Regions from separate parts of the Homo sapiens genome. Here region 2 is linked to region 1. Evidence: chromatin loops called from intact Hi-C (ENCODE). Cell type or tissue: GM12878. All regions are shown on one strand. Each heading gives the region's core, and the rest is flanking DNA. Links, peaks and the distances in the headings are about the cores only.

Region 1 (9,232 bases), core at 2,761-5,260:
TTTTGCTAGTCCAATGTGGGACTTAACAAAATTCTTGCACTTACATTACTATTAGAAGCAGTATCGTATAGGAAGCCCAAGGTATCTTGAAGAAGAAATTTGGTGTGGGTAGAAAATGCCTTGATAATACAAATATTTTAAGTTTGTTAAGAGGTGTCCTGGAAATGCAGAGGACTAATTTTGGATTCCATTATTTGCTAGCATTTTATTTTAATTTTATTAACATTGTCTTCTCTTAGAAAGTTGCTGGTTTAAATCATATGAGTTTTATTTTAAATCTTTTGTGGTGTCATGTTACTTAAAATAATCTTATGTTGGGAAAGGTTTCTGATACCTTGGTGGGTATTTCAGCTTTTTTTTTTTTTTTGTCAGCTCTGTAAAGGATGATTTCAGACATTTTAAACTGAAAGTGAAATCTCTCACTTAAGTGATCTAACTTTACTTGTAAACTTCCTGTGTGAGGAATTCAGTAGACGAGACCCAGAAATGTTTCTGTTTGAGAATATTTAGAGTTAAGTGCCGTATTTGAAATATTCAGGGACTGATTGTAGAATCAGAAGTCATTAATAATAATACACAAGTAGTCTATTGACAGTTGATTCATATAATTTTCTAGAAGTTTGAGTTTGATTCAGATATCAGTGTTAAATCCAGAAGTTTATTGACAAAGATAAAATCTTAAATTTTCTGGTTGGATTTGTTTTCCTCGTGAAAGAGTTTTGATCATTGAGCAAACCAAAGTAGGTGCCATGTCATCTAGAGATCGACTATTACATTTTTTATTAGATTGACTAAGAATCTCAACTGAGGTTTTCTTATTTTGTAGGCCCCTCAGTTTTTGTGTTAAGTATTTTATCCTGCTAACTGTGCAAATTGCAGATATTTTGGTAAAGATGTCTAGAGCCTGGCTTAATTACTAGGATTATAAAAGCAACAGATTCTCAGCTGAGATAAGTTTTGCTAAGCCATAGAAGGAGAATGATTTCTCATTTTTAGTATTCACAGACCCTAATACAAGTTCAGATTCTTCTAGAAGCTGTATGACCTTAAGCAACTTTTTTTTTTTTTTTTTTTTTTTTGGAGACAAGGTCTCACTCTGTTGGCTGGAGTGCAGTGACGCGATATAGCTCACTGCAGCCTCAACTTCCTGGGCTCAGGTGATTCTCCCATCTCAGCCTCCCAGGTAGCTGGGACTACAAGTGTGCACCACCACACCCAGCCTTTTTTTTTTTTTTTTTTTTTAAGAGATTGGTTGTTGCCATGTTTCACAGGCTGGTCTTGAACTCCTGGGAGCAAATGATCGCCTATCTCAGCCTCCCAAAGTGCTGGGATTATAGGCGTGAGCCACCGTGCCTGGCTGAAATATTTTAACCTATCTGAGCTTCAGTTTCCTGCCTATAAAATGAAAATAACAAAACACACCTATTAAACATTGAGATAATGCATGTAAGCTACTTGGCACAGTACTGAGCACATAGTAAAAGCTCAAAAATCAGTAGTCACCATCATCGTTACTTTTTGACTTGTTCTCATGTGTTCTTTTTGAAATTCAAAATATCCAGCTGGCTTGAAGATAGTTGTCACGTTTTATAGTCAGCTATCATAGACTGAGCTATGTCATATGTAATAGTACAGTGTGTTGAAAGAGTAATTATTCAGAAGCATTTTCAGGTAACCAGTGACATTGATTTTCAGAACTAGTACGGAGGCTTGAGAGGCTCAGGTGTAAAAGGTAATTTAGTACTTAGAGGGGGTTGAGTAGTAACAGAAAGTAGTTGTCAGACCACAGGTATAAACATAGGTGAGGGCACAGAATCATTGATTTGCCTTGATTTTCACATATTCAAGAAGAAAGTAACTTTGTGAATAAATAATGCGTTCATAAAGGTATAAAACTCAGGAGGTTCAAGTGTCCCATCCATCTTAACCCTCAGCCTCCCACGACTCCATCTGTAGAGGCAACCAGTGTTGAGAAAAATTGTGTGGATAAGCATTAAGTATTAATGTTTTTACCTGGTTTTTGTACACACACTACCTTATTTTTCCTTTACCAGTATGTTTTAGAGGTCATTCAGATCATATATAAAATATTCACATTTTCTCTCCCCCCCACCTCCTTCTTTGGTTTTCCAAAGGTACCTTCATAATATAAAGAGGTTTACTGAAAAATTTCAGAAATTGTTTCAGCTGCATCTCTGTTCTTTTCGTGGCATGGAATACATGGTATGGGTATATTTGTATACAATTCTTTCATATATGTAGGTTGGTGTAACCACCCTCCACCTTTCTCCTAGTCCCCCAACCCCACCATCTCTAACCCTTGGCAGCCACTAATCTGGTCTCCATTTTTATAATCTTGTCATTTAAAGAATGTTATAAATATGAAGTCATACAGTATGTAACCTTTTGGGATTGGCATTTTGGCTTTTTTCACTCAGCGTAATTTTCTTGAGATTCATTTAAGTTGTTATGTGTGTCAATAGCTTATTCCTTTTTATTGCTGAGTAGCTTTCCAACTCATTCTCTTTTGCAGCTGCAGAATGTTTTATGTCTTTACTATCATTTTAACTTACAGAGTCTCTATTAATGGGTATTCATGCTCTCGTTTACTGTTATAAATTATGAATTTCACATATACTCAGTCATTCTGCAGCTTCCTGTACTTGCCTGATTTCTAGCAATGAAGGAAAATACCGATGGCACCATTTCATAGACATACTCAAAGGATGACAAGCACTTAAGGACCAGCACAGCACAGCGGTGAACTCTCAAGACAGTATGACAGTAATGAGATGACGAAGGCACATCTTGTTTCCTGGAAAATTCTGCATGATAGGAGACTGACAAAGCAAAGAACCATGATGTGTCTTAGAGAACCAGAATGGTCAGAGACTCTGATGATCCCCTGGTCCACACGTGACTGAGAGTTAATACCTTAGGTCACTGTTCTCAGAACCTGGATATTTATATGCACGTGCACCTCAGTGACTGATCCATTCTCAGTTTTCAGGTCCATTGCTTTCACATTTGAAATAGTCAAGGAGCATCTTTATGACTGGGGCTGAGCTTCTGCATTCATGTACAGCCCTCTGCCTGCCAGCAGTGCCTTGCATTTGTGATCCTACAAAGAGCCTGTGGACTTAATGGTTTACTGTATAGGGAAAGGCTTGACTTTGTGTCTTCTACTTAAGAAGCTTGAACTTTTTACCAAATATTCGTACTCCTTTTCCTGAAAATACTGATCTAGGCTACAGATCCATCTCTTAACCATATTTGAAAAATTGAAATAATATCTTCTGCCATAACTTGAAATTCCACTCTCAGATCTGTTATTTCTGACAGTGAGTTTGTATTTCTCAAGTAGATATGTCTGATGCTTATTTCTTTTACAGCATCTGGCTCAGTGCATGGCTCATATATCTGTAGAGTGAGTAAATACAGGGAATGTTTCCTATGTGTATGGCAAGGGTCACAGACTCAGGCAGGTAACAGATGAGCAAGGCAGAGGGTGGAGACTGGTAAACTAGACAACTAGATAGGTCAGGTCAATCGGGGGCAGCACCTGCTCAGCCATAGCAGATTGTGGCCATGTGGGGATATAGGTCTCATATTGCCAGATTTCCTGGGTTTTCAAGAAAAAGTGAAAAATCTGGATTTTTATGTGAGATCTTCCAGTATTTCAGCATCAGGTTCTTTTTGTTTGTGAGTGCTTTGGCCCTCACAGCCTGCCTGCCACATCTGACTTGTGGACTGCCGGCTTGAAACCTTTGATATTTAGAGAAGTGGTTAGACCTTAGAGTTGGTTCTGGTGAGATCCTTCTTGTTTTACAGATGAGGTTTCTGAGACCGAAAGAAGGGAAGTGACTTGCTCAAAGTCTCACTGTTACTCAGTGGCAAAACAAGACTAGAATTTGGGTTTCCTGGTCCATAACCTGTCACTTTCTTTTTTCTTAACTACAATACCTCCTTTATGAAGACCTTCATAAATTCTAGGATGGTGAATTCTCCTTTATTTTGTGTGTCGTGTGCAAGTGGACATGTGTGTATTTACTAAACTCTGTGGACCTGGAAATACATTCTGATATGACTATCAGGAACAATGTGATTACTTCTGAAACCAACTTCCTTAAACTCTCATGTATAAGGTAGCTATACACCTAGGATCCCTCTTAAACACTTACTACTTGGTTGGGTAATTCTCATGAATAACAGAAGCTTGAAAATTAACAGAGTATTGGATTCAGTGATTGTACAAGAGCAGTGGAGTTTTCTCCACAAAGTAGAGAAAATCATTTGTGTATTGTTATGCAAATAGCTTACAGAACTATTAATAATTTTGTTTTCTTTAATTTGTAATTTCTTATGTAACTAGTCCATTTGCTTTCACCCAGTGATGAGCATCTTACCTGCTTCACTCGGTAGCGCTCCATTCCTAATCTTTTTAAGGACAAATTCATCAACTTGGCGTTAAAGTCTATCAGTAACATGATCCCAGCTACTTCTCCAGATTCCTCTTGAGCTGTCCTTACTACATGTGCACTACACTGCAGCCACACTGTGTGACTTATTCCCTGGGGTTTCTATTGTTTCTGCCTTGCTTTTCTCATCCTTTAGATATTAGCATTATTGGCTGGGCACAGTGGTTCACACTTGTAATCCTAGCACTTTGGGAAGCTGAGGCAGGCAGATCACTTGAGCCCAGGAATTAGAGACCAGCCTGGGCAACAAAAATGTCGGCTGCAGTGAGCTGATACTGCTGTCCACCCTGGGCAACAGGGTGTGAGACCTCATCTCAAAAAAAAAAAAAAAAAAAAAAAGCCAGGCACGGTGGCTCATGCCTGTAATCCCAGCATTTTGAGAGGCCGAGGCAGGTGGATCATGCAAGGTCAGGAGTTTGAGACCAGCCTGGACAACATGGTGAAACCCCATCTCTACTAAAAATATAAAAATTTTCAGCTACTCGGGAGGCTGAGCCAGGAGAATCACTTGAACCCAGGAGGCAGTGACCCAAGATTACACCACTGCACTCCAACCTGGGTGACAGAGCAAGACTCCATCTCAAAAAAAAGATCGGTGGTGGGAGAAACTGTCCAAAGGCCCAGCTCACATGGTACTGCGTCCCTGAATCTGTTCCTCATCTTGTTCCCTCCCAGCTCTCACAGGCTTTGTTTGTACATGTCCTACCATCTTCTCTTAATTTGCCTTTCTAGTAGAGTAACTTATATATCCTTCCCCCCCATCCTTACCCACTTACATACAAGCTCCTAGAAGGTGAGAATTATGTTTTACTCATCTTCCATCCTTGTAACACATAATATGCAGTATCTGTTACATATAGTTGCTACTCAAGAAGTATATTTAGAATTGATGACCTGGTGATTTTTAAGTATAAAATTAATTCATGTAGGTTCATATATGTATAATTTATAAAACCAATTCTTGTGTTTGCTTTTTCCCTACCTCTGTATCTTCCAGCTGGTGGCATATCAATACTTAAGGCGTAGCACATTCAAATGCCTTCAAAGGACAGGAAGATAAGTGTAAATGAGAGAATTGGCCAGTAATTTCATAATATATTTAGTTTTATTCTTTCAACAGAAACTTACTTTGTTTGCAGATTAGACATGTGGGAATATTCTTCACTCTTATAGAAAAATACCCTGTTTCTCATTCTCAAAACTTTTGGCACTCTCTTAGTTTTCCCACCTTTGGTAGAGACATAAGTACAGTATTATTTTTTCTTTACTGTGAGAAAAACAACAGCAGAAGCAGAATAAAACAGGGTACTTGGCCCTCTCAGCCTCAGGGTTCAGGAAGCAGTAGGGTATGGTGGAGGCTGGGATGGTGCAGAGTGCTTGTCCTGTCTCAGGGGACAATTCTCCAGCCAGTGGTTGGAATGAAGAAAGACAGACCCAATGTTACTAGATGAAGATAAAGTGGAAGTCTGCATTTTTATGTGAAATAGTCACAGTAGAAACAAATCACATCTGGAAGCCACATGTTACCAATAGGCTGTCATTTTGGGACTTTTCTGACATGCTCTAAAGGATGATGACAAGTCTGAAAGACAGTTATGGCAAAGAAGATATTTGTAAGAAAGGAAACATCAGGTTTTATTACATATAAATATTTTGAGCAGCACCTTTTTACTAGTATTTTGGAAAAGCATTTCTGTCTTCATTGAGCGAAGTGGCAATACATATGTAATATACTGATGCTGAATTTGCGGTGGGTTGATTTTTGTCCATTGTTGGCTTTCACATGGAAGCATGAATATTGTCTCCCCGCTACCCCTTTTGAGTGACATCCTTCCAGTACCTCCATTTCTCAAGTTGCAGGTAAGCACCTTGTGTATATACAGTTAAATAGTGGGCACACATCTATCCCAGGAAAAGAAGACAGTGAGAATTCCCTTTGGTTAAGTGGAGCAGTTGAATGGCCACTATACCTGGATGCAAATTTGATCCGAATTTTCTGCTCTAAACCCTCCACTGCTTTCTGCTGTTTCCACTGAGGAAAGAGGATGTGTGTCATTAAAGCTTTGTTGGGACCTGTCACAGTCAAGGTGGGTATAATTATGTTTAATTTATTGAAGTGTTTCTGGGCATCGTCTTTTTCAAATTCATATATTCTATCCAGAAGATGTGAATTCATTTTCATTATTAAAAAAATAAAATATTACAGATAAAGCTCAACACTCCCCCCTCCCCCTTAAGCACAAATACCTTGAATCTTAGAGGTAATTACTATTATTTTGGAGTGTGGCTTTTCCAAACCTTTTTGTGTGTATTTGTATACATATGTACTTGCCTATAAAAATACAGTTTTACTGTTTTTTACATGACTGATATTCTTTACATACTGTTCTGCAGACCTACTATGTCTTGGATACACACATGCATGTATATATGTATATATAGGTAAATATATATATAGGTAGATATAAATACATGCATTCATGTTTGTGTATATTCCATGATATGTGTATAATGGCTTACTTTTTCCTTTTTTTGTGAGTTTTTCACTGTCATACCAGTGTTGCATTGAACATCCTTGTAAATGCCTTTTGCAGGCTTATTTTCAAAAATCTTCCCTGGGGAAGATACAGAAGAATTGAATTACTGGGCTACAGGGAAACCATTTCTCTTTTTATTTTCTCCTAATAATTATCTACATGTGTGTTTTAGAAACAGTCTTAATTTAATATTGGGGGTTTCAAAATTTTTTTTCTCATTTTAAAATTCCAGTTTTATATGCTGTACTCATTTGAATTCTGCCTTTTGAATCTAGATTTGGAATTGATATGGATAAGCAAAATAGGTTCTAAGTGGTAGTGATAGTTCATAACCAGTTTGCTTTTGGAATAGGTGCTGTTTCAATCTTGGGGAAGGTAAAATGTCAATTGAGGAAATAATCTTTAATCATGAAGTTCTTTTTTCCAAGTCATTCTCTGCTCCCTTTGGAATTATGACAACTTGGATCCAGAGGTGCTGTGAAAATATTTTCTTACATCATACCTCTTCTTTTCATACAAGTTTGAATGATCCCGGAAAATACAGTTTTTGTATTTTCAAAAAAAAAAATGAAGTCTGGAACACCCACTTTTCTTAATAGGATCTAGTTTATTTGTTTAGGTAGTAAAGCTTTTATTAAAAGAACATACTTTGAGGATTTTCTGTTTCTCACCTGAGCCTTCTGTATTCACTAGATATGAAACTGAGTGCATTGGCAGGGCCTCTACTAGACCTGAAAGGCAGCATTCCCAGTGTTTATTTTCAGGGGCCAGAGGGAAGGCTATTGACTGACATTGGAGGCCTTAACCCCTGGATTGGTAAGGTTCTGGTGGAATGATTGCTTAGATTCCATAAACACTCGAATAGATGATTACTCCTTTCTGTATGTATGCATTTTTGGAAGAATGATAAAATATGAAAAGTGTGAAGAGTTGTGCACTCAAGTGGTGGTTTTGACCTGGGGAGCTTTTAAAACTCCCAAAGCTCAGGCTACACCTCATAGCAATTAAATCAGAATCTAGGAGTGGGACCCAGGCCTTGGTAATTTTTTAAAAGGCCACCAGGTCATTCTAATATGCAGCCAACTTTGAGAACTGGTGGGGTAAAGGGGATTTTAAATTTTATTTCATCTCTAGCTGATGATAGGTTCATTAAGCAAAACTTTCGAAGGCCCTGGTCTGTTGGTTAACTTTGCAGGTGTGGAAGATACAGTTGTTGGAAGGATACTTGTTAATGAAACTCTTTAAATGTGCAAAAGAAAATCCACCTAGGCTGAAAGAGTTAATGCGGTTTCCAAAGGTGCTTGATAGCCAAGAAACAGCTTAGGCACAGGGACAGTCTGGCTTCTTGGGAGCAAATAAAGCCAAGATTTAAAATGCCTTTTAATCTAAAACATATGTTTGCCCGTGGGCCTGGAAACAAGCCTAGGCCTTTGCAGTTGTGAAGTTTCCTCACGATAGACAGACATGAGTTGTGGTCCAATGTTATTTAAACTTGAAAGCTTAGAGGAGAAATTTGGTTTGTGGAGGAGGTTGTAGATGGGAGAAGAGAAGTGCAGTGGGCAGGCAGAACAAATTATTTTTCTGTGGTTTGTCCTTTCTGATTTTAAGAGGAGAACTAGTTCATAGTTCCAGTTATCACATACAAAATGGAACAAACCTCAAGAAAATGAGAATTGCTATTTTCAATAAGCTAGAATGATCTCTTTAAATTAATCTGCTTTGATACCTAAGATAATCTCTATTTGTGGCATAAGCGTCCTTATAAATGCATTCTATGGTGGTATGGACTGTTTTGCGTCTTCTTTAGAGTACGTGACTCCTTCATTAGAACTTTTCCCCAAAGATTCTGATTTCTCATTGTTTTTTAAATTTTTATTTTGAAATAGTTACAGATTCATAGGAAGTTGTAGAAAAAAATGTACAGAGAAGTCCTGGTGTATTCTTCAACCAGCCATCCCCAATGGTAACATCTTATACAATGAGAAGTGTGTGTCAAAACTTTTAAAAGCCAAGAAGTTAATGTTGATACACTCCACAGAGCTTATTCAGATTTTACCAGTTTTACAAGCACTCATGTGTATGTGTGTGTTTGGTTCTGTGCAGTTTTATCTAATGTAACTTCATGTATTTGTGTGTGTTTGGTTCTGTGCAATTTTATCTCATGTAGCTTCATGTAATCACCACCACCATAATCAAGATTCAGAACTCCATGTGGGA
Region 2 (9,232 bases), core at 2,496-4,995, 73 kb before region 1:
GGATGCTGAAATAAAGTAGTAGAATAATGATTCTGTTGGCTTACATCAAATTTGTACCATCTCACCAGTTTATTTTCCCCAGATTGCTCTATTATAGAGACAGACTTTCTGTCCTCTTTCCCACCCCACTCTGAAGTCTTTAGTGCTTTTGTTGTCAAACATTCTCAGTTAGTCTGAGCCAAAATAGGACATTTATATTCTCACTCTACTAGACTGTTTTTCTGACCTTACAGAGAGACAAAATAATTGTATTTTTGGCTTTTTTTGGGAGGAGTGTGTGTGTCAGATCAGGCCTTAATATGTATAGTTACCATGAACAGTGCTTTTACTTTTCTGCCTTTGTACCCTTTTCTGTAATGAACTCAGTGTCTTGAATATTCAGTGCCTGCAATTCTTTGGTGAGAGGCAGAGTGGTGGAAAATGAGACTTGTGGTGCACATAGACCAGATCAAGAAGAGCCTTGAAGCCTGTGGCTTTCTTTCTTCTTTTTAGAATTCATCCTAACCTCCTCAACCCTCTGTTTCCCCTTAGAGTTGTATTGCTTTCAAGGCATATCTCAAATATCAAGGTTTCCATGAAGCCCTGCTTGTGCTCACCCATCTGGTTTGGTTCTGTTCTTCAGATTGTAAGTCCCTTGCAGACAGGAATTATCTTACTTATCTTCTTATTACCGTAGCACCTAGGACAGTGCCTTGCAAATTGTAGGCTCTCCACAGATTTGTTGAATAAAATACGAGAGTTGTCATGTTCTAGACTTAGGATATGTTGGTTTATTAGATGATAAATATTTCTTCATGCCAGTACCAGTCTCTGGCAATCCTTCTACATATTTATTATTCTTTGATTCATATTTTGTTTTTGGAATGTGTCATTCAAAATTTCTTATCGTGAAATATTTTTAAAATACACAAAATAGAGAAAAAAGTATGATTCCCCATACATACCCATCATTGAGATTCAACAGCTATCAAGATTTTGCCATGTTTACTTCACCTAGGCCTTTTTTATTATTGTTGCATATATATATATTGAGACAGGGTCTTGCTCTGTCAGTCACCCAGGGTGGAGTGTAGTGGCATAGTCTCAGTTCACTGCAACCTCTGCCTCCCAGGCTCAAGCCATCCCAAGTAGCTGGGACTACAGGTGCATGCCACCATGCCTGGCTATTTTTTTTTTTTTTTTTTTTTGGTAGAGACGGGGTTTTGCTATGTTGCCCAGGCTGGTCTTGAACTCCTGAGCTCAAACAGTACACTGCCTTGACCTCTCAAAGTGCTGGGATTATGGGCATGAACCACCACACCTGGCCTCTGCTGAAATATTTTAAAGCAAATCTTAGATCTTATGTCATTTCATCCCTACATTCTTAGTCAAGTACCTCTATAAAACAAAACAAAACAAAACCAAGACCTTTTCTTTTTTTTTTTTTTTTTTGAGATGGAGTCTCACACTGTTGCCCAGGCTGGAGTGCAGTGGCGCGATCTTGGCTCATTGCAACCTCTGCCTCCCGGGTTCAAGCGATTCTCCTGCCTCAGCCTCCTGAGTAGCTGGGATTACAAGTGCATGCCACCACGCCTGGCTAATTTTTGTATTTTTAGTAGAGACGGGGTTTCACCATGTTGGTCAGGCTGGTCTTGAACTCCTGACCTCATGATCCAGCTGCCTTGGCCTCCCAAAGTGCTGGGATTACAGGCGTGAGCCACCGTGCCCGGCCAAGACCCTTTCTTAGATAAACACATTGTTAACACCTAACAAAGTTAACAGTTTCTTGGTATCATCTAATACCTGATCCGTTCAGATTTCCTTTATTGTTTCATCATACTAATGAACTAAAAATAATTCTTTGATACCATCCATGTTAAAATACCCCAAATTGACTCAACAGTGTTGTTGTTTTCTGTCCTCACAGTCTGTTCCCAAACAATGTTTTTTTGGTGTGTTCAAGTCAGAGTCCAAACAGAATACTGAAAAGATTCTTAGTATAGATCAGGGTTTCTCAGCTTCGGCACTATGGACATTTTGGGCAGGATGATTCTTTGTTGTGGAGGGGCTTGTCCTATGCATTGTAGGATGTTTAACAGCGTCCCTGACCTCTACCCATTAGATGCCAGTGGCAGCCCCCAGTCCGACAACCAAAAATGTTTCCACACATTGCCAAGTATCCCCTGGAGACAAAATTACCCTCTGTTGAGAACCCTTGACCTAGGTCAGTCCCTCCTATTTTCTTTTTCTACCTCATGTCTTTGAACTTGATGAAAAATCTGTTGTCAGTTTTCCTGTAGAATGTCTGACATTCTGCATTGTCTGCTTTTTCATGGTGTCACATTTGACTTGTTCCTATGTCTTCCACATTTTTTTTTTTTTTGAATTAGAAGTTAACTCTGGAACCTTCATTTAAGTTCAGCTTTCTTTTGGCAAGTGTTGCATTCCTCATGGGACACCCGATGCCTGGTTGTCCCACTGTTAGTAATGCCATTGGTCCCTCTACTGTAAAGCTTTCTATCAATCTTGCATCTAATGTTTCAGTCTACTGGTTCATCAATTGAAGAAAGACCTTGCCTAAGTAAATTATTTCATTAGACAGAGGTTGCAACCTGGTGATTTTTTTTTTCTGCCATTTCTTCCACAGTTACTATATGGAGTTATGTAAAGAAAAACTTTTGCCACAGATATTTGATTGGAAATACAGTTGGTATAGGAAGGACAAGATAAATACTTGATATTTTTCCAGGTGTTTTCTAGTTTTTCGGGTAAAGTGTTGATGATTTAATGGAATGTGTTTTTTTGTTTGTTTGTTTCTGAGAGAGAGTCTCACTCTGTCGCTCAGGCTGGAGTGCAGTGGTGAAATCTCGGCTCACTGCAACTTCCACTTCCTGGGTTCAAACAATTCTGCCCTAGCCTCCCAAGTATATGGGATTACAGGTGCATGCTACCATGCCTGGCTAGTTTTTGTATTTTTAATAGAGATGGGGTTTCACCATGTTGGTCAGGCTGGTCTCGAACTCCTGACCTCAAGTGATCCACCTGCTTCGGCCTCCCAAAGTGCTGGGATTATAGACGTGAGCCACTGCGCCCGGTCGGAATGTGTCTTTTTGAATAATTAATTTTTCTATGTGTTTAAAGGACTGATTTATTTAGTTAAAGCTGTTGGCTTTGATTAGTTTTTAGAGGTATCATTTATTTAATGTTTAAATACTTACGGACTAGCAACTATGTGCCAGGTACTATGAGTACTGTGCTTAATACTGGAGATGAAATGGTTAACAAGATAGACATGGGACCTGCCCTCATTGACTTCTTGTTTCAGTTGTGGGGGAAGGGAGAAGACATTTAGTAAGTAATTAAGAGGAGACGTACAGAGTGCTATGGGATTATAAAATATCACTAGATTATTCCCCAAGGAACTGGCAAAGGCAAGTTTTTTGTTTTTTGTTTTTTTTTTAAGTTACCACTGTATTCACAGTACCTTGCATAGGATCTAGCGCATAGGAGGTGGAGAACAAATATATTTTAAATAATTGAATATAGCTGGGAGCGCTAACCTAATTAAAGAGGATTCCCTTTGTAAAGTGATATTTTTTATTTTTTATTTGTTTTTATTTTATTTTATTTATTTTTATTTTTTTGAGATGGAGTCTCGCTCTGTTGCCCAGGCTGGAGTGCAGTGGCGCGATCTCGGCTCACTGCAACCTCCGCCTTCCGGGTTTAAGCAATTTTCTGCCTCAGCCTCCCTAGTAACTGGGATTACAGGTGCCTGCCACCACGCCCGGCTAATTTTTTTGTATTTTTATCTTTTTTTTTTTTTTTTTTTTTTTTTTTTTGGAGACGAAGTCTCACTCTTGTTGCCCAGGCTGGGGTGCAATGGCACGATCTCGGCTCACTGCAACCTCTGCCTCCCGGGTTCAAACAATTCTCCTGCCTCAGCCTGCCTCAGCTACTCCCAGGAGTAGCTGGGATTACAGGCGCCTGCCACCACGCTTGGCTAATTTTTGTATTTTTAGTAGAGACGAGGTTTCACCATGTTGGCTAGGCTGGTCTCGAACTCCTGACCCCAGGTGATCTGCCTGTCTCAGCCTCCCAAAGTGCTGGGGTTACAGGTGTGAGTCAGAGTGCCCGGCCATTTTTTTTTGTATTTTTAGTACAGAAGAGGTTTCACCATCTTGGCCAGGCTGGTCTTGAACTCCTGACCTCGTGATCCACCTGCTACGGCCTCCCAAAGTGCTGGGATTACAGGCGTAAGCTGCCACGCCGGGCCTGTAAAGTGATATTTAAATGAACTCTAAAGAATAAGTAGGAGGACTGGGTGCTCACACCTGTAATCCCAGTTCTTTGGGCTCATTAGAGGCCGGGAGTTCAAGGCCAGCCTGGGCAACAAAGTGAGACACCCCCCCCCCCGCCCCCCGCCCACAAAAAGTTTAAAAAACTAGCCAGGTGGCCGGGCGCAGTGGCTCACGCCTGTAATCCCAGCACTTTGGGAGGCCTAGGCGGGCAGATCACGAGGTCAGAAGATCAAGACCATCCTGGCTAACATGGTGAAACCCCATCTCTACTAAAAATACAAAAAATTAGCCGGGCGTGGTGGTGGGCGCCTGTAGTCCCAACTTCTCAGGAAGCTGAGGCAGGAGAATGGTGTGAACCCGGGAGGCGGAGCTTGCAGTGAGCCGAGATCGCGCCACTGCACTCCAGCCTGGGCGACAGAGTGAGACTCCGACTCAAAAAAAAAAAAAACCTAGCCAGGCATGGTGTTGCATGCCTGTAGTGCCGGCTACTTGCGGGTGGCTGAGGTGGGAGGATTGTTTAAGCCCAGGAGTTCTCGTGCCACTGCACTCTAGCCTGGGCAACAGAGTGAGACCTAAAAAAAAAAAAAATGAGTAGGCCAGGTGCAGTGGCTGATGCCTGTAATCTCAGCACTTTGGGAGGCCAAGGCAGGCGGATCACTTGAAGTCAGGAGTTCAAGACCAGCCTGGCCAACATGGTGAAATTCTGTCTCTACTACAAATACAAAAAATTAGCTGGGTGTGGTGGTGCACGCTTTTAATCTCAGCTACTTGGGAGGCTGAGGTGGGAGGATCACTTGAACCCAGGAGGCAGAGGTTGCAGTGAGCCAAGATTGCCCCACTGCTCTCTAGCCTGGGCGACAGAGTGGGACTCCATCTCAGTTAAAAAAAAAGAAAAAGAGTAGAAATTAACCAGAAGTTAGAATTCAAAGAATTAAGTTCAATAAGGCTCACTGAAAGCTCAGGGTGAGGATGGTAGGTATGAACTAGATCAGGGAAGGCCTGTAAGGACTTCATTCTAAGGGCAGTTGGAAGCCATTGAAGGATTTTACATAGGTGAATGTGACAGATTGGCATTTTTGAAAGCTCACTCTGCTTGCAGTGTGGAGAGCAGAATTAAAAGGAGCAAGAGTGATTTAGAGAGAATAGTTATTGAAGTAATCCAGGCAAGAGATAATAGTGGTTTAGACTTTGATGGTATTAGTTGAGATGGAGAGAAGTGGGAAGAGTGGAGAAATATTTAGCTGCTAGAATTCACTTTGAGGTTGAGTAGTTATGGAGAGGGAGGCATCAAGAATGATTCTTAGGTTTCTGGGCTGGGCCGTAGGGTGGATGGTGGTCAAATTTACTAAAACAGAAAAACCTAAAGGAGGAGGAGGAAGAACATTTCTGGGGGTGAGGAGAAAATCATGAGTTAGGTTTCAGACATACTGAGTTTGGGGTTCTTGAGACATAGATTCCAAATGGAGATGTCCACTTGGAAGTTAGATATAGCTCTGGAGTCTAGATGTAAGATCTGGGAGACATAGATTTATAAGTCATCAGCATAAAAATGGTATTTGAAGACACAGAAATAGATGAAGCCTCTCAAGGAATGTGTGTAGAGTAAGAACTGAGGTTAAAGGACATTAAGCCTAGCTCCACAAATAGCAGTATCTAAGGGAACCAATGAAAGAATGGCCAAATAGGTATTCATATTAGGTTGGTGCAAAAGTAATTGCAGTTTTTGCTATTACTTTTAATGGCAAAACCACAGTTACTTTGGCACCAGTGTGATAGGTGGAAAATCAAGATAGTGGATAGTGCGTTGCCATGAACGTCAAGGAACAGACTCTAGGAGGAGGGAGTCGTCAGCTGTGTGAAGTACTGCTGAGACGTCAAGCAAGATAAAGACTGCGAGTTATCTTTTGCACCTACTGACATGTAGATTATTGTTGACCTTGGCAGGAGCAGTTTCATAGTGACTGAAGCCATATTGCATTGATTTGAGGAGTGATGGAAGGTGAGGAAATGGGGATGGTGAGTACAGACAACTCTTTCAAGAAGTTTGACTGAAGGAGAGAGAGAATGAGGGAAGGAGCTGGAGGAATAGATGAAGTAAATGAGCATTTAAAATAAAAATAGGTGGGGACTAAGCTTATCTGGTGACCCTGATTCTTACAGTAGAATGTGAATCTCAAAAATATTTAAGCCTATTTTAAATAAATTTCTAAAATGGAAACCCAATTCATTATTTTACCAGGTGTCCTCCCTGCCCCCTGCTTTAGAATATAAGACATAGAACATTGTCTTATAGGCATTTATGATAACCTGGATAGGGAAGGTAATCTTCTAAAATTAATCTTTAAAACATTACACACAAACACTCACCTCCTTTATAGTTCTCCACTTGGAAAATCATTTAGTATCTAGTTCATTACTAGCAGCAGTGGTCAGTAAGTGCTTCCTGAGTAAATTAAAATCAACATCTTTCTTTTTTTTTTTTTTTTCTCAGAGAGATGGGATCTTGCCATGTTGCCCAGGCTGGTCTGAATTCCTGGGCTCAAGCGATATTCGTGCCTCGGCAGCATCTTTCTTAATAACAGTATTTGTGACAAATAGTTCTATATTCTTAATTTTTTTTTTTTTTTTGAGATGGAGTCTCGCTCTCACCCAGGCTGAAGTGCAGTGGCGCGAGGATCTGGGCTCACTGCAACCTCCGCCTCCCAGGTTCAAGCGATTCTCCTGCCTCAGCCTCCCGAGTAGCTGGGATTACAGGCATGTGCCACCACACCCAGCTAAGTTTTGTATTTTTAGTAGAGACAGGGTTTCACCATGTTGGTCAGGCTGGTCTCGAACTCCTCACCTTGTGATCCGCCCGCCTTGGCCTCCCAAAGTGCTGGGATTACAGATGTGAGCCACCGCACCCAGCCAATAGTTCTACATTCTTTATGTTTGAAATCCCTTCATTCAATCTCGTTTTAAATGTGACCTATATTATGATTTCCCTCTACCTATAAAACAACATCCCATATGAAATGGAGTTATCTGATATGATGGGACATTCAGAAGAGCTGGCATCATTAGCAAGTTCAGGCATTTTTTTTCTTTCTAAAATAGGGATGATCACACTTCTCTTAGGGTCAGTAAGGACATTTGTGAGTGATATCATTATTATTTATTTGCAGAGCTTCAAAAATGTGCTGAAGCCTACCATAGGATTGAATTAGATCTGGTTACTACTTATAGGGTTCATATTAAATAGAAATTGACCTACAAGGCGGCCGGGCACGGTGGCTCACGCCTGTAATCCCAGCACTTTGGGAGGCTGAGGTGGGCGGATCACAAGGTCAGGAGATCGAGACCATCCTGGCTAACATGGTGAAACCCCGTCTCTACTAAAAAATATAAAAAATTAGCCGGGCGTGGTGGCGGGCGCCTGTAGTCCCAACTACTCAGGAGGCTGAGGCAGGAGAATGGCGTGAACTCGGGAGGCGGAGCTTGCAGTGAGCCGAGATCGCGCCACTGCGCTCCAGCCTGGGCGACAGAGCGAGACTCCATCTCAAGAAAAAAAAAAGAGAAATTGACCTACAAGGCATACTGTCAGTGAATCAACAAGTACTTCAGCCCTTAACAAGTTCTTAACCCTGGTCTGGATCTAAGACAAAGCATGAGAATAGGTGATGAAGAAGCTGATAAAGAATCTGGACCTGTACAGTTTTCATTCTGTACAGTCTTCATATCTGTAGCATTGGCTTAGTTTGTGAAAGATAGTTTGCATCTTTGTATCTTTTAATAATGCTTTCAAAGCAACTTTAAAAAAGGAAACTTTTAACTTCTACTTGAAAGAGAATGTACTAATTTTTTTAAAACTGAAGGATAAGTCTGTTGATGTTTTCAGTATTAAAATAATGGAAGGAAGTGTTTTAATGCTACATTATTATTATTATTGGCTTTGGCTTTCATGGTCAGTGTGCTGTTTTCTTTCTTTTTTTTTTTTTTTTTTTTTTTTTTTGAGACAGAGTCTTTCTCTGTTGCCCAGGCTGGAGTGCAATGGCACGATCTCGGCTCACTGCAACCTCCGCCTCCCAGGTTCAGGGGATTCTCCTGCCTCACCCTCCGGAGTAGCTGAGATTATAGGTGTGTGCCACCACACCCTACTAATTTTTGTATTTTTAGTAGAGGCGAGGTTTCACCGTGTTGGCCAGGCTGGTCTCGAACTCCTGACCTCAGGTGACCTGCCCGCCTAGACCTCCCAAAGTACTGGGATTACAGGCATGAGCCACTGTGCCTGGCCAAGTGTGCTGTTTTCTTACGTTGAATAGTAAAAGTACAGATACTCTTTGACTTACAGTGGGGTTACATCTCAATAAACCCATTGTAAGTTGAGGATAATGTAAGTTGAACATTTAATACACCTAGCCTACTGAATACCATAGTTTAGCCTAGCTATTAAATGTGCTCAGAAAGTTTACATTAGGCAAAGTCATCTGGCCACACAGTACACAGTAGAGTATTGGTTTTTTTCTTGTTTTGTTTTGTTTTCTTTGAGATGGAGTCAGTGAGTGGTGCGATCTTGGCTCACTGCAACCTCCACCTCCTGGGTTCAAGCGAGTCTCCCGTCTCAGCCTCCCAAGTAGCTGGGATTACAGGCACCTGCGACCATGGCCCAGCTAATTTTTTTGTATTTTTTTTGTTTTGAGACGGAGTCTCGCTCTGTCGCCCAGGCTGGAGTGCAGTGGCGTGATCTCGGCTCACTGCAACCTCCGCCTCCTGGGTTCATGCCATTCTCCTGCCTCAGCCTCCCAAGTAGCTGGGACTACAGGTGCCTGCCACCATGCCAGGTTAATTTTTTTATATTTTTAGGAGAGATGGGGTTTCACCGTGTTAGCCAGGATGGTCTTGATCTCCTGACCTCATGATCTACCTGCCTCGGCCTCCCAGAGTGCTGGGATTACAGGCGTGAGCCACTGCGCTCC

Evidence for each region. Peaks named below come from ENCODE experiments on the same cell type or tissue, not always from the same donor. Only the 100,000 strongest peaks of a DNase experiment are listed, where the experiment ranks them.
Region 2: it touches region 1 in a loop (6-fold over the local background); 7 of 110 quality-filtered maps call a loop at or near these places.

Annotation. Positions count from the first base shown.
Region 1 is chr14:74,837,923-74,847,154 of GRCh38, forward strand. It overlaps LOC105370569 (a long non-coding RNA gene), which reads left to right and starts at 1,244. Exons shown (of 2, transcript XR_944033.3): 1 at 1,244-2,223; 2 at 2,679-4,097. RefSeq lists an enhancer at 3,980-4,139. In GM12878, for the core only: no CTCF peak of the experiment used is centred there; DNase peaks (open chromatin) are centred at 2,973 and 3,839; H3K4me3 peaks cover 703 bases; H3K27ac peaks cover 1,242 bases.
Region 2 is chr14:74,765,471-74,774,702 of GRCh38, forward strand. All of the region lies in intron 1 of YLPM1 (YLP motif containing 1), which reads left to right. Among named protein-coding and RNA genes, the nearest start is that of YLPM1, 6.8 kb to the left of the region's middle. In GM12878, for the core only: no CTCF peak of the experiment used is centred there; no DNase peak of the experiment used is centred there; H3K4me3 peaks cover 950 bases.